Linked DNA regions of Homo sapiens: regions 2, 3, 4 and 5 are each linked to region 1. Evidence: chromatin loops called from intact Hi-C (ENCODE). Cell type or tissue: endothelial cell of umbilical vein. All regions are shown on one strand.

What was found. A loop is a pair of places that touch in the nucleus more often than their neighbours do. Peaks named below come from ENCODE experiments on the same cell type or tissue, not always from the same donor. Only the 100,000 strongest peaks of a DNase experiment are listed, where the experiment ranks them.
Region 2: it touches region 1 in a loop (4-fold over the local background); 13 of 110 quality-filtered maps call a loop at or near these places.
Region 3: it touches region 1 in a loop (4-fold over the local background); 25 of 110 quality-filtered maps call a loop at or near these places.
Region 4: it touches region 1 in a loop (6-fold over the local background); 5 of 110 quality-filtered maps call a loop at or near these places.
Region 5: a loop joins it to region 1, with 6 times the contacts of the local background. A loop is called at or near these places in 12 of 110 quality-filtered maps.

What each region holds. Positions count from the first base shown.
Region 1 is chr1:50,966,284-50,971,283 of GRCh38, reverse strand. It overlaps CDKN2C (cyclin dependent kinase inhibitor 2C), which reads right to left and starts at 1,039. Exons shown (of 2, transcript NM_078626.3): 1 at 787-1,039. The coding sequence starts at 915. RefSeq lists silencers at 1,701-1,970, 2,521-2,780 and an enhancer at 2,201-2,270. In endothelial cell of umbilical vein, a CTCF peak has its summit at 3,087; DNase peaks (open chromatin) are centred at 1,173, 2,043, 2,693 and 3,023; H3K4me3 peaks cover 3,278 bases; H3K27ac peaks cover 3,362 bases.
Region 2 is chr1:50,871,287-50,876,286 of GRCh38, reverse strand. The region is part of intron 1 of FAF1 (Fas associated factor 1); the gene reads left to right. Among named protein-coding and RNA genes, the nearest start is that of FAF1, 86 kb to the left of the region's middle. RefSeq lists an enhancer at 2,336-2,630. In endothelial cell of umbilical vein, a CTCF peak has its summit at 2,748 (motif pointing left); a DNase peak (open chromatin) is centred at 2,696.
Region 3 is chr1:50,772,466-50,777,465 of GRCh38, reverse strand. The region is part of intron 4 of FAF1 (Fas associated factor 1); the gene reads left to right. Among named protein-coding and RNA genes, the nearest start is that of FAF1, 190 kb to the left of the region's middle. In endothelial cell of umbilical vein, a CTCF peak has its summit at 2,520 (motif pointing left); a DNase peak (open chromatin) is centred at 2,495.
Region 4 is chr1:51,060,288-51,065,287 of GRCh38, reverse strand. No RefSeq gene overlaps it. Among named protein-coding and RNA genes, the nearest start is that of MIR6500, 2.8 kb to the right of the region's middle. In endothelial cell of umbilical vein, no CTCF peak of the experiment used is centred here; a DNase peak (open chromatin) is centred at 1,937; H3K27ac peaks cover 1,365 bases.
Region 5 is chr1:51,187,689-51,192,688 of GRCh38, reverse strand. No RefSeq gene overlaps it. Among named protein-coding and RNA genes, the nearest start is that of LINC01562, 45 kb to the left of the region's middle. In endothelial cell of umbilical vein, CTCF peaks have their summits at 309 (motif pointing right) and 3,073 (motif pointing right); DNase peaks (open chromatin) are centred at 288 and 3,088.

The DNA of each region.
Region 1 (5,000 bases):
TTTGTCATTTTTCTGTTTCTAAGCCTTTCACCTAAGTTACATGATAACATTCAGAAGAGGAAAAAAATTATCAGGTACAATACTTGGCAGCTGGACATGTGTCAATTGTTGCCTGTAAATCTAATTACTGAAAATTAGAGCACACCACGGCATGACCGTAGAGACAAAGACACTGCAGCTGAGCTCTGATTAGAAAATTCAACTTTTTATTCCTCCCGACTCCTGAATGAGTGGATGGTATTACATTAACTGTAAAATGTACATCCTGTCCCGGTGCCCAGGCCACCCATTCCAAACGAGGAAAGGTCGTTTGTCAAAACTTGAAGCATTTGAAGGAAAAACACCCTCATCAGTAGTCAAGAAAATTAACGTTAAAGTCTATTATTGGGGGCAAAGTACGTAAAACCACTAATAGCAGTGTATTTACTTCAAATAATAATCATAATAATGTGTTTACAGAGCTGTCTTTAAAAACAAAACAAAACAAACAAACCTCGGCCCTACACTGACTACTTTAAAATCCCCACCGTCACAAAAACATTCCAAAAACTAAGACCAAATCTGGACCCCACTTGATATCAAGGATGTTATTGGATTTGAGGAGTTTGTTCAAAGTACGTCATTTTGAGAAGTTGCATCCACTTAAAGATATAAAATATGGCAACCAACTAGGTTTAAAAACAGTGAAATTTTATGTCCCTGAAAGCTTAAAAGCTGTAAATCTAGAAACCCGGGTCACGTAGGCAACATTATTGACTTGTTTTCCCCACCTCTCTTAATACCAACCTGCAGCGCAGTCCTTCCAAATCCATTTTGTGCATTGACGTTTACATTATTTTGCAACAAACTAGTAAGTTGCTCTAGGTCCCCCCTGGCAGCTGCGGACGCCAACTCGTTCCCCCAAGGCTCGGCCATTCTTTAGGGTCCTGACGATCAGGAAAAGATGAATTAGTCGTTTTTCTTTTTCCCCTTTCCTTTGCTCCTAACCAGGCTGCATGATGGCATCGGAGACTGACAGAAGGACTGGGATGGTTAATCTGGAGTAGAGCTTGGTAGTAAATACTAGTAAGATCTGCCTGCCAAAAGCCCGCCCCTCGATTCACACGTGATTATTCAGCAAAACTGAGCCATTGGAGAGGGGCTCCTCGCCTCGCTTTTTTAGCTTAACCCCTATGAAGAATTCTGACGACTCCACAGAGAGACACACAGACACACATACATTCCTGGTTAATGACTCCGGACGTCAGATGTAGGCAGAGCTGTCACGTACCTACGCTACAGATCTCTGTGAGGAGTGTGTGTGGAGACTCAAGGGACTATAGATCGGGGCAGAAAATACCGCGGAAGGAAAGACATTCAGGGGGAAGAAAAGGCATTCACCCACCCTTGTTCACGGTGGTGACTTGAGCCGTGTGAGGCAGAACTGCAGGGGCAGGTCCTCCAGGGGGCTCGGTTTCCATCCGTCTCGCCGAAGGGATAGTCCTGGGTCCTCCGCTGCTGGGAGAGCGCCGCGGTGGCTGGATGCTGACGTGCTCCGGAGGGTTAAAAGATGATCGCCAAAGGCGAACGGGAGTAGCAGTTCGGTGGCCCTCAAGTTACAGGTCGTAACGATTGCCCAGTGCTCTGGGCTTCTCCAGAAGAGCCTTTGGTCGCGTCCGGGCCAAGCCGTGGGCTAATGCCGCTCAGGAAAGCTCCGGAGCCCGCCCGCCAGGCAGCCGCAGCCCCGCCGAGCCTCAGAGGCCGTGGGAGCCGGGCTCGGCGCGCGTCTCCGGAGGCTGCCGGGCGTGCGGCGGGCCCCCGAGAAGCCCGTCATGCCGGCCCCGCCAGGTCCCGGGACTCCCGGCAGCCCGAGGAAGGAGAGTGATGCGGAAAGCGTCTACGGAGCCCGGACTGCTGGGGCAGCTCGCGGCAGCATTGCGGCTGCACTGGGCAGCCCCCCCGGGAACTTCCCGCCTACGACCGAGCTCGTTCAGGCTTTCTGCTGTAGGCACTCATTGAGCTGCTGCCGCCGCTGTCCTTTCCTTCCTTTCCCGGTTTTGTGGGGGCCTCTGGAGATGGGGAGAGTCCTGGGAAACGTAGGCCAAGTTCTGAGTAGGGAGAGTCGCCGCAGTTCCGGGGCAGCCAGTCCGGTCGCCGTCTCGGCGAGCGCTCAGCAGCCTCGGCGCCCGGTGCCACTTTGCCACCTCTCGCGGTCCCCGGCCTGTGCCCCTTTGCTGCGGACAGGGCAGCCGCCAGCCAGCTGTGCCCTGGAGCAGAGCCTGGCAGCACTGCTTCCTCCTTGGCCGCACCGCTCCCAGTGACAGTTTCTTTTGTAGCTGATCCCCCCCTAGATCGCCGGTCCCTGCTCCTTTCACCCCTACAGGCACTTGCGTGTCGCCCCCTTTTTTGCTTTTTTCCTTCACTCCCTCCCTTGCTGCTTTTTTCGCTGAAACAATTGCTGCTTCTGTTGCCTCTCAGAGAGGGTGCCGGTTTCTTCTCCCTTTTTTCCGACCTCATCAGCTTTTTTTGAAAAGAAAAAAATTGAGCGCTTTTTGAGTTGAAAAACCCGCCCCCATTTTAACGGCAGAGTTTTAAGGAGGCTCGGCAGAGTTGCAGCGCCGCGGGAGCGGGAAGGCCGGGCGCCGCCCACGCCCCGCCCTCCGCCCTGCTGGCGCTCGCGCTCGCAGTCTCGCACGCTCCGCCCGCCCGGTCCCGCGCCCTCATTCCCGCCTCCCGCTCTCCACCTCCTCCCGTCAAGTCTCTCGCGCCGGCTCCCTCCTGCCGGCTAGGCGGCCTGTCCCCAGCTGGAGCGGGGTTCGGCCCCGCGAAGTCCGGCCTGCCCTTCTGCTGGCGGGCTTGAGTCTGTGACGCGAACCCCCAGCTGCCCCAATTCCTACGGGGGCGAGGACAGGGGTTTGTTATTTAAGACGGTTGTGGAGGGCCGCAGGGTCTTTGAGGCTCCGCAGCGTACGCTGCGGGAAGGCGGACAGCGAGCTGGCATAAAGGGAGTCGTTCCTCAGCGCTAGCGGGGCAGGTCGGCCCGCCTCTGTGCTCCCCCGCCAGGCTCGCAAAGTTCGGGCGGCCAGGCTGCGGCTGCTGCTGCCTCCTCTAGGCGCGCGCGCTCTGTAAACTCGGCGTCCTTCGCTGAGCCCTGGCCTCGGCCTCGCACCTGCCAGATCCATGCCCGACGGCGCGGTGGGCAGGGGTGGCCGCGGGGGTGGAGGGAAAAATCCGGACTGCCACTAAGCACAGTGCTCACAAAAAGCAAGTCTTGTGTAGACTGAATTTTATGAAAACTTAAGACATGGCATATGTAAGAACGAACTCTGAAGCCTTAATTAATCAAGGACTGGAAACTGCGAAATAGTCCTATTATTAGAGAAAAAGGAGAAAAGCAATTAAATTTAAAGCAAAATTTAAAATAAGTCGTGTGAAGTGTTTTCTAACAAAGCCATTTCTTGGTTGCCGAAGTTCTCTCACTACTTAGAAGTGGCTTGGATTTTGGGGATGTGGGGTTGGGGAGGGTGTCTAGAATGGTCTCTCTCCTAATCCTTTATTTAATCATCCGACACCAATTTCCAGTACTTTTAACTTCCTCTTTTAGCTATGTGAGATTAATTAACTATTGCTTTCTGTATTTTTATACTCTTAAAAATATCCAACACGGTTGCATGATGCACCCAGTGGTCAAAATGAAACCAAGCAAAAAATGACAAGTCTAATTAGAACCGGCCTTTGGCAAGCGGATCCTCAAGCAGTATCTGTACCCTTCTTGAAGTACACTGGGAGTATTAGCAACAAAACACACCAGAAATATCTGGGTAATCATCCAGCAAGAGATTGGTAGGTAGAGGGAAAGTTGAAACTGGGAAGAATCTGGCAGTGTTTTCTTTAATGTAATTGTTGAGAAAAAAACTAGAGTTCTTTTCTTAGGTAACTAAACTTGAATTGTGAATCAAATGAGAACTACAAAACAAGAAATTAACTCTCTTTTTCTTACATATATGTAGACGTTTCAAATAGAAACATTTAAGATTCCATTTATACCAGTAAGAAATAAATAATAATTTACTTTTGATTATTCTGGGAACTGTGTAATCTTTTCATACAGCCAGAGGGTGTGAGGACATATTAGCACTGTTGGCTGATAAAAGAGAACTGGTATTAGTCCAATTTATGAGGATTGCCTTCTAGCATTTATTATGGTTTCTTGCTTAGAGATAAATTGTAAAGAGGAAGAATCTTAAATTGTATGATTACATAAAGTACGGGTAAACGTACTATAATTTTCATGAAATAAAATGCTTATTGCTGAACAACTAAGGAAAACTTATGATAATTTAAGATGTACACAGAGTTGTATTAAGATTTTTGGAGGCCCTAAGCACTGAAAAGATTTTGATGTTCTACCACCTCTTCCTTATATAGAAATAAAAAGAAAAATAACAGAACCCCAAAATAACAGTAAAAAAGTCCAACAAAGTTCTGATTTTTTTCCCATGATGGCTACTTCAGTGGTTTTGCTGAGATATTAAATTATTTGGCAAAGGTTTTTTTTTTTTTTTTAACATTCTGGTTTTGCTGGTGCCCTGAAGCATATGCTTCATCTGCCTGTTGGGTAAACCAGAATTGGCAGTGCAGAGCTTAGGGTCTTAGTTCAGAAGGCATACATAAGTATTACACAGTAACTCCAATGAAAATCTAGTATTTATTGAGGGCTAGTTCACTACAGCAGATTCAAGGGTATCTCTACCCTCAATAAGCTTATATTCTAACATGGCTTACAAGAAAAATTCATAGTTAAGTTTCTACTATATTGAGAGTGGTGCTTTCCTTTTTAACATCAAAATGATAAGTACATCAAATACTGAAATATAGCCTTTATAGTTAGATATTAAATATTAACAGTCATGGAAACCTTTTGCTCCAGCAGTTCATAATCATTTAAGGAGACATAGAAGTGGCCGGGCGCAGTGGCTCACGCCTATAATCCCAGCATTTTGGGAGGCTGAGGTGGGCAG
Region 2 (5,000 bases), 95 kb after region 1:
TTTCCAGAACGTACCTTAATTTCATACATCTGTGTCTTTGGCCATAATGTTTTCTCTGTATGGAATGTTCTCCACCTTTTATTTGCCTGACGTACTCCATTTCATCTTGAGAAGCACGAAGCCTGCTCAAGTACTGTGTCCTCTGGAATGCATACCTTTATTTTCTGTAGGTCATTTACTGTCTCTTTTTAGTCGTTTTACACATTTTACATACTATTATAGCACATATCCTACTATAGTATTGTTTACATGCTTTTGTCCTCTTAGACAGTGAGCTGCTTCAGGGCAATAGTTGGAGCATTCTTATTTGTTAAAACACAAAAACACACATACGAAATTAAACCAGTTGTCTTTTTGAGGAAAAGGATGGTAGTGATAGTTAAAGGAGGATTTGAATGACTGGTTTTATCAAAACTAGAGTCTGGGGAGTTGGGGAGGTATTGGTCAAAGGATACAAAATTTCAGTTAGGGGGGTAAGTTCATGAGCTGTATTGTATAACATGATGACAGTACTTAATAAGAATGTATGTATTAGAGGCTGGGTGCAGTGGCCCACACCTGTAATCCCAGCACTTTGGAAGGCCGAGGGGGGTGGATCACAAGATCAGGAGTTCGAGACCAGCCTGACCAACATGGTGAAATCCCGTCTCTATTAAAAATACAAAAATTAGTTGGGCATGGTGGCAAGTGCCTGTAATCTCAGCTGCTTGGGAGGCTGAGACAGGAGAATTGCTTGAACCTGGGAGAGGGAGGTTGCAGTGAGCTGAGACTGTGCCACTGCACTCCAGCCTGGGCAACAGAGTAAGACCCTGTCTCAGAAAAAAAAGAAAAAAAGAATATATGTATCATATTTTTGAAAGTTGGGTAGAGAGTTGATTGTAGGTGTTCTCACCAAAAAAATGCTAAAATATGTAGGGTAATACATATGTTAGCCCCATTTAGCCATTCTACAATGTATACATATTTCAAAACATTATATTGTACGTGATAAATATATTCAATTTTTGTTAATTAAAATATATAAATAAAACAACAAACCCCCAAAATCTACAGTCTGAAAATAAATAAAATGAAATAAATAAGAAATAAATGAGTATAGGGACAGCTGGAAACCATTACTTTTGTAACAAAACAATAGATTCAGATTGGTATGATTTATAGAATACTTTGAAAAACAAAAAAATTCAGTATTCTTTAATATGAATTCATATATAATGTAAAAATATAAAAAACATGGTGGTATAACTTTCTCACACTTCTGGGAAGGGAAGAAGGAAAAGAAATGAGATACCAACTTGGGCAACATGGCAAAACCCTGTCTCTACAAAAACAGAAAACGAAAAACAAAGATTAGCTGGGCATGGTGGTCCATGGCTGTAGTCTCAGCTACATTACAGGCTGAGACAGGAGAACTGCTTGAGCTCGGGAGGTTGAGGCTGCAGTGACCTGTGACTGCACCACTGCACTCCAGCCCAGGTGACAGAGTGAGACCCTGTCTCCAAAAAAAAAAAAAAAAAAAAAAAAAAAAGAAAGAAAAGAAAATAAGATGGAGAAGGGATGGAGACTTAAATCATCTATAAACATTTCTGACTTTTTTAGAAAGTGGGTTTGAAATATATAGGGCAGTTGGCTGTGCATGGTGGCTAATGCCAGTAATCCTTGTGCATTGGGAGACTGAGGCAGGTGGATTGTATGAGACCAGTACCTCAAGACCAGCCTAGGTAATAGTGAGACTCCATTTCTACGAAAAGTAAAGAAATTAGCTGGGTTTGGTGGTGCTCGCCTGTAGTCCTAGCTACTTGGGAGCTGAGGTGGGAGGATCACTTGAGTTTAGGAGTTCAGTATTATAGTGAGCTGTGATCACACTACTATACTCTAGGCTAGGTGACAGAGTGAGACTCTGTCTCAAAACAATAAATTAAAAACATATAGCAAATATTAAAATTATGAAGTGTTGATGGAGGGTATACCAGGGTATGGGATGGTTTTATTTTTATGTTTAAGAAATTAGTTTTAAGACAGAATGAAGAAAATAATAAACAATAGACTTTCAAATGGTCTGGTAGACTGAAGACCCTCTTTAATACTAAATAAAATCAGCCAGTAGAATAAAGTATTAACAACAAAAATACTAAATATGGTCAAGCTAGAAAGCAAAAATAGACAATTGTCAGGTACTAGAACCAAAAAGGGAAATCAGTGTCATTGCAATGGTTTTATCAGAACCTCCCAGACTAAGCCCCAAATTTTGGGTCTCACATACCCTGCATCATTTCTACAGTTGCTTTCAGCAACTGGCCCTCTCAACTGGATGTAGATACTAGGGGCTGAAGACTGGTCTTATGCCTGGAGATGAGATATAAGACCTCTGTTCTCTAGCAATGATGCAGGGTATGCGAGACCCAAGATTTGCTTAGCCTGGGAGGTTTCTTGGCTTTGCACAGAAAAGAATTCAAGAATGAGTCAGCAGTGAAACACAGCAACTTTATTAAACTCACACTGCCACCTTGCGGAGCAGGGCTAACCTATAGGCAGTGTGCCGAGAGCCCTTGTGGGCTGTTGGTTAATAATTTACACCCACTTTTAATTACATGCAAATTAAGGCACAGGTTTTTCAGAAATCCCTAGAAAAGGAGTGGTAACTTCTGAGTTGTGGCATTTGTAAAGTATCATGGTGTTGGTCGGAGTATCTTATGCTAATGAACAATGAGTGTCACTAGAGGTTGCTTTTGGCGCCATCTGCAGGTTCTGGCCATTTTCTTAAGTTTGTCTTGCCCAGATGGGGAAGTAAGTCCTGCTGGTGTCTTGTCATACAAGGAAGGAGCTATAAAAGCCTGGCGTGTACATTTCAAATAATGTCTAGTAAAATTTTCGTGAAGATTCAGGGAAGCAGTAAAAAAGGTGACCATTTACCCAGGGCCATAGGGGAAAAAGGCATCGTTAGCCTCAAAAAGTGAGAACTATTTTAGGCTCAGTTCCCGACCAATGCGGTAAAGTAGATATCTGAATAAAGTGAGTCACTAATTTTTTGGTTTCCCAGTGCATATAAGTTATATTTACACTATTATGTAGCCCATTAAGTGTGCAGTAGCATTATGTCTTAAAAAGAAAAGCATGTACCTTAATTTTAAAACACTTTATTGTTAAAAAAAATGCTAATTATCACCTGAGCCTTCAGCAAGTATTAATCTTTTTGCTGGTGAAGGGTCTTGCCTCAACGTTGATAGGTGCTGACTGATCAGGATAGTGGTTGCTGAAAGTTGGGGTGGCTCTAGCAATTTCTTAAAATAAGACAACAATTACATTTGCTGCATTGGTTGGCCTTCTTTCATGAGAGGTTTCTGTGTAGCATGCAGTGCTGTTTGATAGCAATTTTTTTTTTTTTTCCAGACGGAGTTTCGCTGTTGTTGCCCAGGCTGGAGTGCAGTGGCGCAATCTCGGCTCACTGCAACTCCGCCTCCCAGGTTCAAGCGATTCTCCTGCCTCAGCCTCCTGAGTAGCTGGGATTACAGGCACCCACCACCACACCCAGCTACTTTTTTTTGTATTTTTAGTAGAGATAGGGTTTCACCATGTTGGGCAGCCTGGTCTCGAACTCCTGACCTCAGGTGTTCTGCCTGCCTCGGCCTCCCAAAGTGCTGGGATTATAGGCATGAGCCACCGCGCCCAGCCTGTTTGATAGCATTTTACACAAACTAGAGCTTCTTTCAAAATTGGAGTCAATCCTCTCAAACCCTACTGCTGCTTTATCAGTTAAGGTTATGTCATAGTCTAAATCCTTTGTTTACATTTCAACAGTGTTCACAGCATCTACATCAGGAGTAGATTTTCATCTCAAGAAACCACTTTTTTTGCTCATCCATAAGAAGCAACTTCGTATCTATTCAGGTTTTATCATAAGATTGCAGCAATTCATGCATATCTTCACACTCCACTTCTAATTCTAGTTATCTTGCTGTCTTCACCATATCTGCAGTTCCTCTGCTGAAGTCTTGAATCCCTCAAAATTATCCATAAGGGTGAGAATCAACTTCTCCCAAACTCTTGTTGATGTTGATATTTTGACCTCTTCCCATGAATTATGAATGGCATCTAGAATGGTGAATCCTTTCCAGAAAGTTTTCAGTGTACTTTGCCCAGATCCATAAGAGGAATCACTATCTACAGCAGCTATTATAGCTTTATGAAATGTATTTTCTTTTTCTTTTTTTTTTTTTTTTTTGAGATGGAGTCTGGCTCTGTTGCCCAGGCTGGAGTGCAGTGGCGCAATCTCGGCTCACTGCAACCTCCGCCTCCCGGGTTCATGCCATTCTCCTGCCTCAGCCTCCCGAGTAGCTGGGACTACAGGCGCCCGCCACTATGCCCGGCTAATTTTTTGTATTTTTGGTAGAGACGGGGTTTCACCGTGTTAGCCAGGATGGTCTCGATCTCCTGACCTCGTGATCCGCCCGCCTCGTTTTTCTAAATAACAAGACTTGAAATTCAAAAATAATCCTTGACCCATGAGCTACAGAATCGATGTTGTGTTAGCAGCCAGAAAAACAACTTTGATCTCTTTGTACATCTCTATCTGAGCTCTTGAGTAACCAAGTGCATTGTCAATGAATAGTAATAGTTTGAAAGGAATCTGTTTTTCTAAGCAGTAGGTCCCAGAAGCTGGGTTAAAATATTGAGTAACCCATATGGTAAAGAGATGTGCTGTCATTCAGGCTTTGTTGTTCCATTTAGAGAGCACAGGCAGAATAGATTTAGCATAATTCTGAAGAGACCTAGGATTTTCAGAATGGTCAATAAGCATTGGCTTCAGTTGAAAGTCACCATCTGCATTAGCCCCTAATGAGAAAGTCAGCCTGCCCTTTGAAGCTTTGAAGCCAGGCATTGACTTCTCTTTTGCTGTGATGATGTTTTCTTCCAATAGAAGGCTGTTTTATCCACATAGAATGTTACTACTGCTGTTTAGTGTAAGCATCTTCATCAATTAGCTAGGTCCTGAATAAAAC
Region 3 (5,000 bases), 190 kb after region 1:
CATTTTTGAATTCATGTGACTTGAAATGATTTTTTTCTCTTAAGTGACAGAGTCTTGCTGTGTCACCCAGGTTGGAATGCAGTGATATGACCATAGCTCACTGTTGAGCTTGAACTCCTAGGCTCAAGTGATCCTCCCACCCACCTCAGCTTCCCGAGTGCTGGGACTACAGGCGCACGCCACCATGTTTGGCAAATTTTTTTTTTTTTCACTTTTTGAAGAAATGGGGTCTCATTTTGTTGCCCAGGCTGTTCTTGAACTCCTGGCCTCATGTGATTCTCCTGCCTTGGCCTCCTAAAGGACTGGGATTACAGGTGTGAGCCAACTTGACAGCCTATATTATTTATTTTATTTTTTATTATTATCATTTTTGTAGATGGGGTCTCACTATGTGCCCAGACTGGTCTTGAACTCTTGGGCTCAAGCAATCCCCCCACCTCAGTCTCCCAAAGTGCTAGGATTAGAGGTATGAGCTACTTACCCTGGCTGATTCTGTATATTTTTTTTTAAATCACCAAACTTCCTCTGTTGACGTTTTAAAAGTAATGTTATTTATCTTTACAATATCAGTTGGTCAGAATTGATGATGCTTCTTGTTTGTATGGATTTTTAGTAGTATTGCTAAGGCATCTCGGGTTTATTAGTTGGGAACCACTGAAAGGGATATGATTTAGCCTTTACTTTCTTAGTTTAATGACAAATATTTCTATTATCCAAGGGGGCAAATTCAGTGCCACATCACACTTTTTCTTTTAAATCTTAAAATTACCTCAGATTTTTTTTTTTGTTTTAAGAAAACTGGAATGCAATTATATATTAAATAAATTTTAACTGCCATCTTGTTGCATGTGTCTGTTTCATGTGAGTGAATAGTGTATCACTTCAGAAAAACCTTGTTCTTTTTTTTGATGGACTATTAAGTATTTTTTCAACTAAAAAAAATCCTCTGCTTATTTCGAGTGTGGTGATCAGAAATGGCTGGCTTCTCTGGATTATGTATGTTAATGTTACACTTTAAATATATTAGAGAGAAACCATATAACATGATTCTCTGCCTGCCATATGATTCATAATAAGGTAAAACTATAATCCAGAACAAATAAAACTGGAAGAGCTAGAAGCAGGAGTAGATACATATTGGTTTAAAATTCATTTTGAGTCCAGTTGTATTTATAATGTGTCTGTAGCTGTCTTAATTGTATTTGTTTTCAAACCGAATGACAGCTTGGCTGTTCCTACTCTATCATACTTGAGCATAAGTTAGCTTTTACAGTGGATGATAAAGCCAAAAGTTTACGAAAAGTGATCCCTGGAAGTTCTTTCATATACTTCTGTGATAAAGCTTTAAAATATTTCCAGTCATATTCTTCATAGTTATGGACATACTATAAACACAGTTTGACTCAAAATGAATTTTAAATCAGATATTGTTATTATATGATATCTACCTGCTCCTGCTTCTTCTAGCTGTTCCAGTTTTATTTGTTCTGGATTATAGTTATTGCCTTATGAGTATTATGGCAGGCAGAGAATCATGTTATATACTTTCTCTGTTTTCCCTGTTGGCATGTTTGTATGTGTAACTAGGGAAGGCATACTTAAGGATAATACTTAGACTTGATAGAATTTTTTTCTGACTTCACTGCACTTAGTCAATAAAGTTTTGTGAATTCTATCACATTATGACTGAATCTCTCCTTTTTTTTTCGTCCCCCTTTGTTACAGTTCAAGGATTTCTTTGATTAATTAAGATAATTCCCCTGATTTCCATATGTTCGTTTCTTTCTTCCTTTAGTCCATCTTTTCTATATAGTTGCCCTGTGGTGATTTTTCTAAAACACGCATCTCCTCATGTGCCTTTCAGTGGCTCTGTATTTCCTCTATTCTGTTTGATAAACCTTTTCTTGCTTTAGCTTTCCAGAAAACTCCTACACAGCTTCCAAGATCCCATGTAAATATTTCCTCTTCTATGAAGCCTTTCCTAACCTTTCTGGACATACAGTTAAGTTGAATCATCCGCTATGATCCCATAAAATTTTGTATATGCTTTAAACATGGATTTTAACACATCTTACCCTTTGTGTTTCAGATTTTCCTTATGAATGTTAACTCCTCACACTTAGAGAGCAGGTCTTATTCCTCTCTAGATTCTTTATTCTAGCACAGTGTTTGGCACAGAGTAGTGCTTGTTGAGGAAACAAATGGCTCAATAAATGAGTATATGAATATATGTGTATATATTAATTCATCCATCACAGGAAATTTTAAAAATGTACACTCATTAAAGTTTATGTGACCAGCAATAGAATTATTATAGATATAACTCATTTCAGTGTTACTGAAATTATATAAATAATATTTTTTCTGTAGCTGTATACATATAAATAATACAATGCAAAGAGATGCTCAATCAGATTATGCACCTTTTCCACGTTATTACCAGGAAGATGCAACAAGGTTTGAAAGCGAGCCCAAAGGCAGCTAAGAACTTTGTATCACAGTGACACCTAGTGGTAATTTCACTGGGTTGTTAATGTTTTTAGGGTCCTTATTGCAGTTTCATTTCAATACCCAAAACCTTCTGAATTCTGTTTTCTTATCTTGAATAAATTTAAAGAATTATTTTAAAGCATTTGTCCTCCTATAAAATGGTGTCTGATGTGAAGTATTGTGATCTCTTTGAGGGTAGGGATTATTGTATATTGTTAGATCTCTAAGATCTAGCAATGGATTTAACCTAACATGCAGCTATTTGTTTAATAAAGTTTGTTAAATCAGTGCTGTTAACAAACCTAATTTACTGGAGCCTAGTAGGCATAGCTTTAATTTTGTTTTTGAGATATAGCAGAAAAATAGGTCTGTTATTATTTGAACCATTTATCTTATTTTTTCTCTTTTTGATCTTTCTTAAAGCTACTTTTACTATATTGGATACTATTTTAGTTTTTAAGAACTCAGGTTGAATATGGAAAGATTTAAAACATTTAGCAGGTGCATTTTCAGTCTGAAAAAGTAGTTCAGGTTGTTTCAAACCAGGTTTTGTCCTGAATCTATAAATTCAGATTCTGATCTCGACTCTGTGACTCTTATTAGCTGTATAGTGTTTGGCAAATGCCTTATCCCTCCCCCACATGCCTCAGCCATGCTTTATGAGTAATAAATACTAGTTAAATGTTCTTCTGTTATTAGTACATGTGAAAAGAAGGAAAGAGTGACAATTTTGTGTGTCTTGAAAGATGCTATCAGCATGAAATGACAATGAAATTGATTATAGCTTGTATTTTGGGGGAAGAAAGACAGCAAATGTTGTGTGTTAGTAGTATTGTTTAGTCTACCTGCAAACTGATGTCTGTTGCCTCCGTGCCATCAATTGTGTACTCCCCAAATAATTTATTATTGGGTCATTTTAAAAGCTGAATAAAGTAGCATCTCAAACTGTGGTCTCAATGTGCATAGTTTATTTATGCGTTAGAAATATTCTTTAATTCAGCTTCAGATTTTTAAATTGATGTTTAATAAGTGTGTATGTTTATGAGGTACAATATGATGTTTCAATACATGTGTACATTTTAGAATGAGTAAATACGTATCCGTCATCTCATATACTTACCATTTCTTTGTGGTAAGACTTAAAATCCACCCTTTTAGCAATTTTGAGTGATACATTATTTCTTAACTGTATTCACCTTACTGTGCATTAGATCACCAGAATATTTTCCTTCTGTCTAACTGATCAAAGAGACCCTCTGATTGATATTTTCTCTTTATCCACGGAGCTCACTGTATGCCTTTGCCTCTGGTAACTACCATTATACCCTCTACTTCATATGTGGATTCAGATGTTTAGATTCCATATGTAAGTGAGAGCATGTGTGTGATATTTGTCTTTCTGTGCCTGTCTTATTTCACTTAGCAGAATGTTCTCTAGACTCATTCATGTTGTTGCAAATGACAGAATTTTGTTCTTTTTTAAGGCTGAATAGTATGCCATTGTGTATATACCACATTTTTGTATCTGTTCATCTATTGACGGGCACATAGATTGTTCCCATCTCTTGGCTATCGTGAATAATCCTGCAACGAACAGGGAAGTGCAGACATCTCTTCAACACATTTTAATTACTTTGGCTGCAGACTCAGAAGTGGGATGGCTGGATCTGATGTCACATTTTTAAATGTCATACTTAAAGTAAAAACAGAGTCTCACTCTGTCACCTAGGCTAGAATGCAGTGATGCAGTCATGCCCCACTGAAGCCTCAAACTCCTAGGCTCAAACAATTTTCCCCAGCTGAGCTTCCTGGAATCCTTTGTCCAGAACCTCAAAATACTCACATATTTATAATCCTTTTTTAATTGTAGGTGTTATGTTAAAGCATTTTAAATGTAAACTTATGTCTATAAGTAGCAAGATATACAGGAGTTACATCTTTCAATTAATGATACCAGAATAGTACATAGGGAAAGGCAGTGGGCATTGTCTTGTAGTCTTTGCCATTAAATCATTTCTTGTTCTTGAGTAGCCTTATCCCAAAGTGCTTTTGTTTTTTATTTTAAAAATTTTATTAATTAGATGTTAATGGGTGTCTAATGATATTTATTTTATTTAAAGTTATTTTAGGTTCAGGGGTACATGAGCAGGTTTGTTATATAGGTAAATTGTGTGTCACTGGGGTATGGTGTGCAGATTATTTCATCACCCAGGTAATAAGCATAGTACCTGATAGGTAGTTTTTTTGATCTTCACCCTCCTCCCACTCTCCACTCTCAAGTAGTCCCCAGTGTCTGTTGTTCTTTTCTTTGTGTCCATGTATGCTCAGTGTTTAGCTCCCACTTGTAAGTGAAAACATGCAATATTTGGTTTTCTGTTCCTGTGTTAGTTCGTTTAGAATAATGCCCTCCAGCTCCATCCATATTGCTGCAGAGGACATGATCTCATTCTTTTTTTATGGCTGTGGTGTATTCCATGGTGTAAATGTACGATATTTTCTTCATCCAGTCT
Region 4 (5,000 bases), 94 kb before region 1:
AGTATTTCAACTAACGAAATAGAAGTGTTAGCATTAGAAGGCTGGGTGCAGTGGCTCACGCCTGTAATCTCAGCACTTTGGGAGGCCAAGGTGAGTGGATCAGTTGAGATCAGGAGTTCGAGATCAGCCTGACCAACCTGGTGAAACCCTGTCTCTACTAAAAATACAAAAACATTAGCTGGATGTGGTGGCACAGGCCTGTAGTCTCAGCTACTCGGGAGGCTGAGGCAGGAGAACTGCTTGAACCTGGGAGGCAGAGGTTGCAATGAACCAAGATCACACCACTGCATCTCAGCCTGGGTGACAGAGTGAGACTCTGTCTCAAAAAAAAGAAAAAAAGAAAGAAAAAGAAATGTTAGAATTAGGATACCACCACTTTGAAAGTCCCAGTAAATTAATGGCTATAAGTATTCAACAGCAATAATTGTTCACATCACAACCAGACATGATGTGCCTCTTAATGAAAGACCACAGCACTATATTGTTTGGCCAAAGTGAATGACCCTGAGTCTGCTCAAACCTCTGGGTTTAGCTGTCAACTTGCAAGAAATAGAGGATTCAGAGAAACACAATGAATTGCATGCTCCTCTGACATAGTTTTAAGGGTGTCATTTTCTAATAATTCATTAAGCTACACATTTATATGTTACTCTTTATCTGTGTTTTATTTTACAGTAAAAAACAATAAACAAAATTTCCCACCATGCTTGGTAGGATTGCCTTTTCCTCCTTGGAAAGTCTCTCAGTTTTTGTTCTATGTGTGTGTGTGTATGTGTGTGTGTGTGTGTGTCTCTGTGTCCATGTATCTAACTATATACAGTTGACCCTTGAACACTATGGGGATTAGGGACACTGACCCCATGCAGTTGAAATCCACATATAACTTTTTTTTTTAAGAGACGGGGTCTTGCTCTGTCGCTGAGGAAACTGGAGTGCAGTGCATGATCACGGCTCACTGCAGCCTTGACCTCCCAGGCTCAAGTGATCCTCCTACGTCAGCCTCCCGAGTAGCTGGGATCACAGACGTATACCACCACACCTGGCTAATTTTTGTATTTTTTGTACAGATAGGGTCCAGCCATGTTGCCCAGGCTGGTCTTGAACTTCTGGACTCAAGCAATCTGCCCACCCCAGCCTCCCAAAGTGCTGGGATAATAGGCATGAGCCACTGTGCCTGGCCACATATAAGTTTTGACACTCTAAAAACTTAACCAGTAGTAGCTTTTGACCTGATTTGACACTCTAAAAACCACTAATAGCTTTTGACCTGAACCCTTATCGATGACATAGTCAATTAACACATATTTTGTGTTACATGTATTATATACTGTATAGTAATTAAGCAAGCTAGAGAAAAGAAAATGTTATTAAGAAAATAATAAGGAAGATAAAAAGTATTCACTATTCATTAGGTGGAAGTGTATCGTTAGAAAGGTCTCTATCCTACTCACATTGGGTATGCTAAAGAGGTGGGGTTGGTCTTGTTGCAGGGATGGCAGAGGTGGAAGAAGATCTGTGTATAAGTGGATCTGCACAGCTCAAACCCATGTTGTTCAAGGCTTACATGCACACACACACACACACACATATATATACACACATGTATGTATGTATGTATGAATATTAGGCTGCTTATGGTGGTAATAACATTTGGGACAAACAAGAATGTGACTGAAGAACTTGAAATCTGGGGAATGAGATGTCCATATGGAGGCTTTGAAAAGCTTTGACATTTACCTGGAAATTCTGAAGGCTACTCACATACATAGGACTGTGGACATGCCTGAGCTATGGGCATGGTCAGAAAAGACTTGAGAAGGCCCTAAGCTCTTACCTCTGACTGACCTTGAGTCTGCACAAGGAGGAATTTACAGCTAAAGCAGAGATGTGAACTACCTGCCTGAGTGTTAAAGGTTTGCCACAATGTGCCCACAGGAACTCTTAGCAAAGCCTGGGAGACTTATGGAGACTTATTTGTTCTAGACATTTGAGGAAATTTCTGCAATTCTTAGCTGATGACTAAGCAAACTGAGCAGATACTTCAGTGACCACACTTGAAAAAGGATAGAGACTTTATAGAATTAGTCCAGGAAAGTTACTAAGAAACAGCAACAACAACAAACAAAACAAATAAACAACCAGCAATATTAATAAACCCTGGGATGGGAGAGAGTCTGATTTCCATAGTTGTTACATTATATTATGTAAAATGACTATTTTCAACAGGAAATTATGAGACTCAAAGTAGGGCCCATATATTGGGAAAAAAAAAGCAGTTAATAGAAACTGTCCCTCAGAAAGCCTTGATGCTAAACTTACAAGGCCAAGTTGTTAAATCAGCGATATTAAATGTTTGAAGAACTAAAGGAAACTATGTATAAAGAACCAAAGGAAAGTATGAAAATGATATAAAACTTAAGAGAGAATATCAATAAAGAGATAGACATTTAAATAATTTCTTTTTAAATAAAACAACCAAATAGAAATTCTAGAGTCAAAAAGTACTGAAACAAAAAAATTCACTAGAGGGTTTCAAGAGCATATTTGAAAAAGAATCAGTGAACCTGAAGATAAACCAATTGAGAAAATCTGGTCTGAGAAAGAGAAAGAAAAAAAGATTAACAAAGATGAAGAGAACCTTGCAGATCTATAGGATACCATCAAGCATGCCAATCTATGCATAATGGTAGTCTCGGAAGAGAGAAAAAGGAGCAAAAAATATGCTTGACAAAATAATGGCCAAAAACTGCCAGCGTTTGATGAAAAACATTAATCTATACATCAAAGAAACTCAACAGACTCCAAGTATAGTTGACCCTTGAACAACATGGGTTTGAGCTGTTCAGGTCCACTTATATGGAACTTTTACTCACCTCTGCCATCCCTGAGATGGCAAGACCAACCCCTCTTTTTCCTTCTCCTCTTTAGCCTACTCAATGTGAAAACAGAGGGGATGAATTCCTTTCTGATTACCCACTTAATGAATAGTAAATATATTTTCCTTATTATTTTCTTTTCTCTGGCTGGCTTAATGGTAAAAATACAGTATATGATACTTATAACATTAAAAAAAGTGTTAATCAGCTGTTTATGTTGTCAGTAACATTCTGGCCAATAGTAGACTATTGGTAGTTAAGTTTTTGGGAAGTCAAAAGTTGTATGTGGATTTTTTTTCTACCCTCTTCTCACAGGTATGTATATGTGGATGTTTGACTAGTGGGGTCGGCACCCCAACCCCTCATGTTGTTCAAGGTTATACTGTAGTATAAATGCAAAGAGATGCACACCTATACACAACATAACCAACTGGAAAACCAAGGGCACAGAGAGTATATTGAAAGCAGAAAGACAGAAGCAGCTCATCATCTCTGAGGTATTCTTGATAAGATTAACAGCCAAATTCTTTCCAGTAACTTTATGAATATAAACTATTGTTATGAATATAGACTATCAGAATGATTCCAGCTCCATATAAAAATATTTATGGACCATGACAAAGTGGAATTTATTCCATGAATACAGGCTCAGCATACATTATCATATATCATATTAATAGAATAATGGACAAAAGCCAAACAGTCATGTCATAGATATGAAAAAGCACTTGAGAAAATTCAACACACTTTAATGATTAAAAAAACAAACAAGAAACCTGGAATAGAAGGAAACTTCCTCAGCCTGATAAAGGGCATCTATGAAAACACACTGCTAATGTCACTTTGTGGTGAAAGGCTTGAAAAAATTATCCCATCTTAGTCTGTGTTACTATTAATATAAAGGCATACCTGAGGCTGGGTAATTCATGAAGAAAAGAGGTTCATTTGTCTCACGGTTCTGCAGGCTGCACAAGAATCATGGCATTGGCATCTGCTTCTAGTGAAGGCTCCAGGCTGATTCCACTTATGGCAGAAAGTGAAGAGGAGCTGGTATATGCATATCATATGGTGAGAGAGGAAGCAAGAGAGAGACTAGAGGAGGTACCAGGCTTTTTTCAACAACCAGTTCTTGTGGGAACTAAAAGTAAGAACTCACTCTCGTGAGAATGGTACAGAGCTATTCATGAAGGATCCACCCCCACAACCCAAACACTCCTACCAGGCCCCATCTTTAACACTGGGGATCAGATTTCAACATGAGACTTGGCAGGGCCAAACAAATCATATTCAAACCATAGTACCACCTAAGATCAGGAATAAGACAAGGACGTTCACTCTTACCATTTATATTCAGTGTTGTACCAAGGGCTGCATACCCATCAGTCAGAATCCTTGTGTCATGGCATCCTCCAGGTGTCACTTTTCCAGTTGGAAACCTCTGTGGCCAGTGGTGCCTTTGCCAGAGTTTTGCTCAAGCCTGCTGGGCTTGTTCCACCCACTCGGCCTGGCAGGCTGCACTCAGCTCATGCTACTGGCCTGGCTCCCACACCTTCAAAGAATGATCCAGGCATGGAGAGGAGAGGGGTGCACAAGTAAGCAAGCATGGGGTCTGGCTGCTGCACACAGCCAAGCATTGGCTGCTGTGGTGGGGTGGGCAGTTCCAGGTGCCACCACAGGTGCTGGCTCTGTTCAAGCCTGTGGCTGGATCAGATGCACTATAAGTGGCTTCTGCTCTGGGCACTCACATCTGGACAAGGGGAACATGGTGGCACTTGGAAGCTCCAAGACACTAGAAACCACAGAGCCCCAAAGAGGGTGTCACAGCCCTGGCTGGGGGAGCCTGTGCATCTGAGCTCCCTGAAGGGCTGCAGCTCTTCTCTCCTTCTCATTGCCTGCAGTGTGACGAGTGGGGTGGAGGCAGGTGTTTTAGCTCTGTTTGTGTTATAGCACTTTCAGTCCCACCATTCAACAGGTCCTGAATTTTTGTCCTGTGTCCAGGAAGAATGAGGTATGCAGAAAACTGGAGGGTGAGCAAGGCAGAAAGGAACTTTCTTGAGCAAAAGAGTGACAGAACAGCTCTTGGGAGACCTGGAGTTGGTAGCTCCTTTCCACAGGCAGGTCATC
Region 5 (5,000 bases), 220 kb before region 1:
AGTGAGACTTAGAGGAAAGGAAGTGGACACAGTGAGATTAGATAAGACTTTTGAGGACTTTTCAGTAAACGGGAGCAGGAAATAGGATTGAAATTGGAAGGGTATGTGGAGTCACGGGAGGGTGATTTTTAAAATGGGAGAAATAATAGCACTTGTGTGTGTGTGTTTATGTGCTTATAGGAATGGCCTAGTACAGGGTTTCTCAATTTGGGACTGACATTTTAGGCAGAATAATTCTTTGTTAAGAAGGGCCATCCTCTGCATTGTAAGATGTTTAGAAAGCTTCTTAGCATTCTGTCCACTAGAGGCCAGTAGTGCGCCCTGCTTCTTTCCTGGGTTGTGATAACCACAAGAGTCTCCAGAAATTGCCAAATGTCTCTTGTGGAAGGGGGATGGCAAAATTATTCCTGATCTAGTAATAAATAAATAAATAAATAAATAAATAAAATAAAAAATATTGGTGATGCAGAATATAGAATGGAAGAATTGCTGGGGGAAATTTCTTTGAGTTGATGGGAAGGGATGGAATCTACTGCATAATAAGAATGGGTCTGCTAGATCACAGACTGCATCCACATTAACAGAGAAAGCAGAGGTGTGAGCACTGATGTAGCTAGGAGTTAGATGGGGGTGATGGGAACATATGGAAATTCCCCTCTAGTTGCCTGTGTTTTCTCGGTAAAATAAGCAAAGTAAGCAGCTGGAAAACAAGCACTGAAAAGAAGGTAAGTCACCATAGCATTTGCAGGAAAAAACAAAAAAATCAAAAGGAGGTATTGAAAGTTTTAGGAGACAGGAGATCTCATGGAGGTCATCTCAGAGAATGAAACATAAAATGGACTGGAGAAATACGTTGTAATTGCTAAGCAGCTTTACTATTCAGCAGTAAAGACATTAAGCGTAGAGTAAGACTAATTAACATTGGTATGTATTTTTCTCCAGTCCTACTCCAGGTCTTGGTCCAGGTACTGAGTAAGCAGAGAGTTGGATACAAGCAGAACTGCAGATTTGCCAAGAGAGTACCATGAAGTGAAGGGAGCAAGGGAGTCCAGGGGATATGCAAGAGAGTGATTATAATGATTGACCATGATATTTAAGCTGGATATAGAAGAATTTGTGTAGGGGATGGAAGATTGTGAAAAGGAATGTGGTAAGATCATCAGTGGCATATAGGTCCCTGTGGGATTGGAAGATTGTTGGAGTTGATATTAAAAAAGTGAGCTGGAAATATAGAAAGTCAGAGGGTGGGATCCCTGAAATTGAAATTATGGAGAGACACATTTATTGGTAGGGACAAGGTCTAGGGTATGAACATGGTAGTGAGTTTCAGGGCAGGGTCACAAAAGCAGATACACAGAGACATAAGGTATCCAATTCTGGGGGCTGAGGAGTTACAGCAAGACCTTACTGCAGTAACTAACATAAAAGGTCACCAACTTCCACTCTACCTTAGATGATCAGCCAAACTATTTATGGGAACATCATCCCCCTTGCTAGTGAGTGATTTAGGGATGGCCAAGTGGACAAGGGAAAGTATTGTGGGGAGCTTCTGGAAAATACTTCCTTATTCTACAGAAAGAAGAAGTTCCTCTTCTTCCTCTGGATTTTGTGATGCTTGAAACCTCTGTAGCCATCCTGTTACCAGCCTGAAGATGAAGCTAATGGTGAAAAAGGCAGATAAAGGGAAAATACGTGGGCTCTTTTTTTCTTTTCTTTTCTTTTTGTTTTTTTTGAGACCAGGTTGTCCAGGCCGGAGTGCTGTGGCTCCATCACAACTCACTGTAGCCTCAAACTCCTGGGCTCAAGCTATCCTTCCACCTCAGCCGCCTGAGTAGCTGGGACTAGAGGTGTGTGCCACCACACTCTGTTAATAATAATAATAAAAATATATAGAGACATGGTCTTGCTATGTTGCCCACGTTGGTGACCTCCTGGCCCCAAGTGATTCTCCTCCCTCAGCCTCCCAAAGTGCTGGGATTATAGGCATGAGCTACCATGCCTGGCAGACAGGGACAGTATTTCATCCTGAAGAAATTAGAGAGCCAAGGGAAGGGTTTTGGCAGGCTAAACAAACAAAAGGTTTGTTTAGGTTTTGAGGATAAGCATTTTCAAAAGGGAAATTCTTTTTCTCTGCCTTTTCCTGTAAGTAAAATTCCTATTGATTTCAAAAATCTACTCATTCATTCAGTAACTATTTACTAAGCACTTACCATGTGCCAATGAAAGTTACAGGAACTTAGGATACAGTGATGGACAAAACAAACATTCCTGACACCATGGATCTTTTGTCCTGTTCAAGCCAGATAGTACCTTCTCCAAGATGTCTGCCTGAAGTCTCTCAATCATACTTGCTATTTCCTTCTGCTTTTATGGCGCATTGTACTATGTTAATGACATTTATTGTAGTCTGCTTCAAGTTGGAGCCATGCTTCAAATGTTAAATATCTTCCACACTACACCAGGGGGTTCTTGAGTTTAGTGTCTACGTTATTAAACTGTCTCCCAAGAGCAGAATTGGTTTGGAGCAAGTAGAAGTGGATCTTGGTTGAATGAGCAAATTATTCTGTCTACAGCCTGAAGGGGTTAGTCCTACATGGTGGAGCTTTTATTGCAGCCGCTGCCAGGCATTCATTTGGAGGAATTGGGAGCCAATCTGTCATGGGCTTAGGCGATCTGGGAGCTGTATAGAAATGACATTCTCAATGAGTGATTATTACTGATAAGTGATAACAAAGTTCATTTGTATGACTATGGGCATAATAGGAAATGAAGGTCTGGATAATTCTATTATGAAATTCAAATAGCTGTCCAGTTTAATGAATGTAAATGGCTCTTTGATGAAGACATGGAATGATGCCAGTGAAAATGGTGACTGCAAGTAAGAAAATTTTTCTTTGGTTTAAACTTCAAAGACTGAATAACTGGGTCTTATATTTGTTTCCATATTTCACAAATTATTGAAATTTAGAGGAAAGATCTCTGATTTTCTTTAAAAAAGGATTACTGTAAAAACCTAAAGCAATTGTTTCTGCTGGATGTCAAATAGTTGCTGTTGTGTTGCTGCACAACCAACAGAGGGAGCCCTTGCCATAGAACCTAATAACTTCCTTACAGAGTTTGTACATTGGTAGAAAGCCAATGGAAGAACAGAAAAAATAAAAAGAATAGAGGAGTTAAGATGTTAAACAATTTGGTTTTAAACTGTATTGTGAATCTGGAATCTCTTTTATGAAACTGGGTTTGGGGGATTACAGATATTTCAAAAGAGTGTGTACGTGTATTGGATTTTTTAAAAGCTCTTTACATACTGCCATAGTGATCATTTATCTTTAAAGCACACAATTATATTACTCTTCTGCTTAAAACTCTCCAATGGTGTCTTCATCACTCATATGACAAATCCAACCTTATGGGGTTGTAAAGATTAAAGCAGATAATATATAGCATAATGCCTGGCGCATAGCTAAATTATCAGTAAATTCTTAGCTATTATTTTTTACTACTGTGTCTTTTACTGTACTGATGGTTCAGACTCGATGCTTTCCAAATGGCCCCATTCCTACTCTGGCTTTAATCTGCTTAACTCCCTTCTTGTCCTAGAGGTTTCAGGACCTCAGAAATCTTGCCTCACTTACAGTGTGGGAGCTCTTTTGGTACATATCATATTGTAATGATTTGCTCACATGTCTCTCCGACTTGAGAGCAGAAGTCATATCTCATAAGTTGTTCTGTCTCCAGGGCCTAGTAATAGAGCAACCAACTGTCCAGGTTTGCTTGGGATTATTCCAGTTTTGTTTTGTTTTTTTGAGATGGGGTCTTGCTATGTTGCCCAGGGCTGGGCTCAAGCAGTCCTTCTGCCTCACCCTCCTGAGTAGCTGGGATTATGGGCACACACCACCAGACCCCAGGCTATTTTTTGTTTTTTAGTTTTGTTTTTTGGAAAAAAGGCAAACACATTTATTCTTTTTTTTTTTTTTTGTAGAGACGAGGTTTTTCTATGTTGCTCAGGCTTGTCTCGGACTCAGCTCAAGTGATCCACCTGCCTTGACCTCCCAAAGTGCTGGGATTACAGGCATAAGCCACTGTGCCCAGCTCATACAAATTTATTAACATGTACACAGGGAGAACCATAGAGTGATTACCCTGACTGTTCCAGTTTTAGCATTGAAAATCTCATGTCCCTGGAACTCCTCAGTTCCAGGCAAACCAGGACAACTGGTCACCCTACCACAGATTCTGATACATAATAATAGTTCAATCAATAAATTTGTTTACCTAAGCAAATTATCTTTGATGAGTCAGTTTTGCTTCCTGGGCTTAAGTCTGTCCAACTATAACCAAAAATTTTAAACAAGATAATGTCTAAGGCCTATTTCAACTCTGATATTTTATTTTATTTATTAATTATTATTATTATTATTTCTTAGGGAGATATTCTCACTCTGTCACCTAGGCTGGAGTGCAGAGCTGTGATTATAGCTCACTGCAACTTCAGTCTCCTGGGCTCAAGTGATCCTCCCGCTTCAGCCTCCTGAGTAGCTAGGACTATAGGTGCAGTAACACCACGTTTGGCTAATTTTTTAAAAAAATTATTTTTTATATTTTGAGACAAAGTCTTGCTCTGTCACCCAGGTTGGGGTGCAGTGGCATGATCTCGGCTCACTGCAACCCCTGCCTCCTGGGTTCAAGCGATTCTCCTGCCTCAGCCCCCTGAGTAGCTAGGATTACAGGCACCTACCACCACACTGCCTGGCTCATTTTTGTATTTTTGGTAGAGACGAGGTTTCACCACGTTGGCCAGGCTAGTCTCAAACTCCTGACTGCAAGCATGAGCCACTGCACCCAGTCCCCTTTCTTTTTAAAGACAAGATCTCACTCTGTCACCCAACTGGAGTTCAGTGGCAGGATCATAGCTCACTTCAGCCTTGAACTCCTGGCCTCAAGTGATCCTCCTGCCTTGGCCTCCCAAAGTGCTGGGATTACAGGCATGAACCACCACA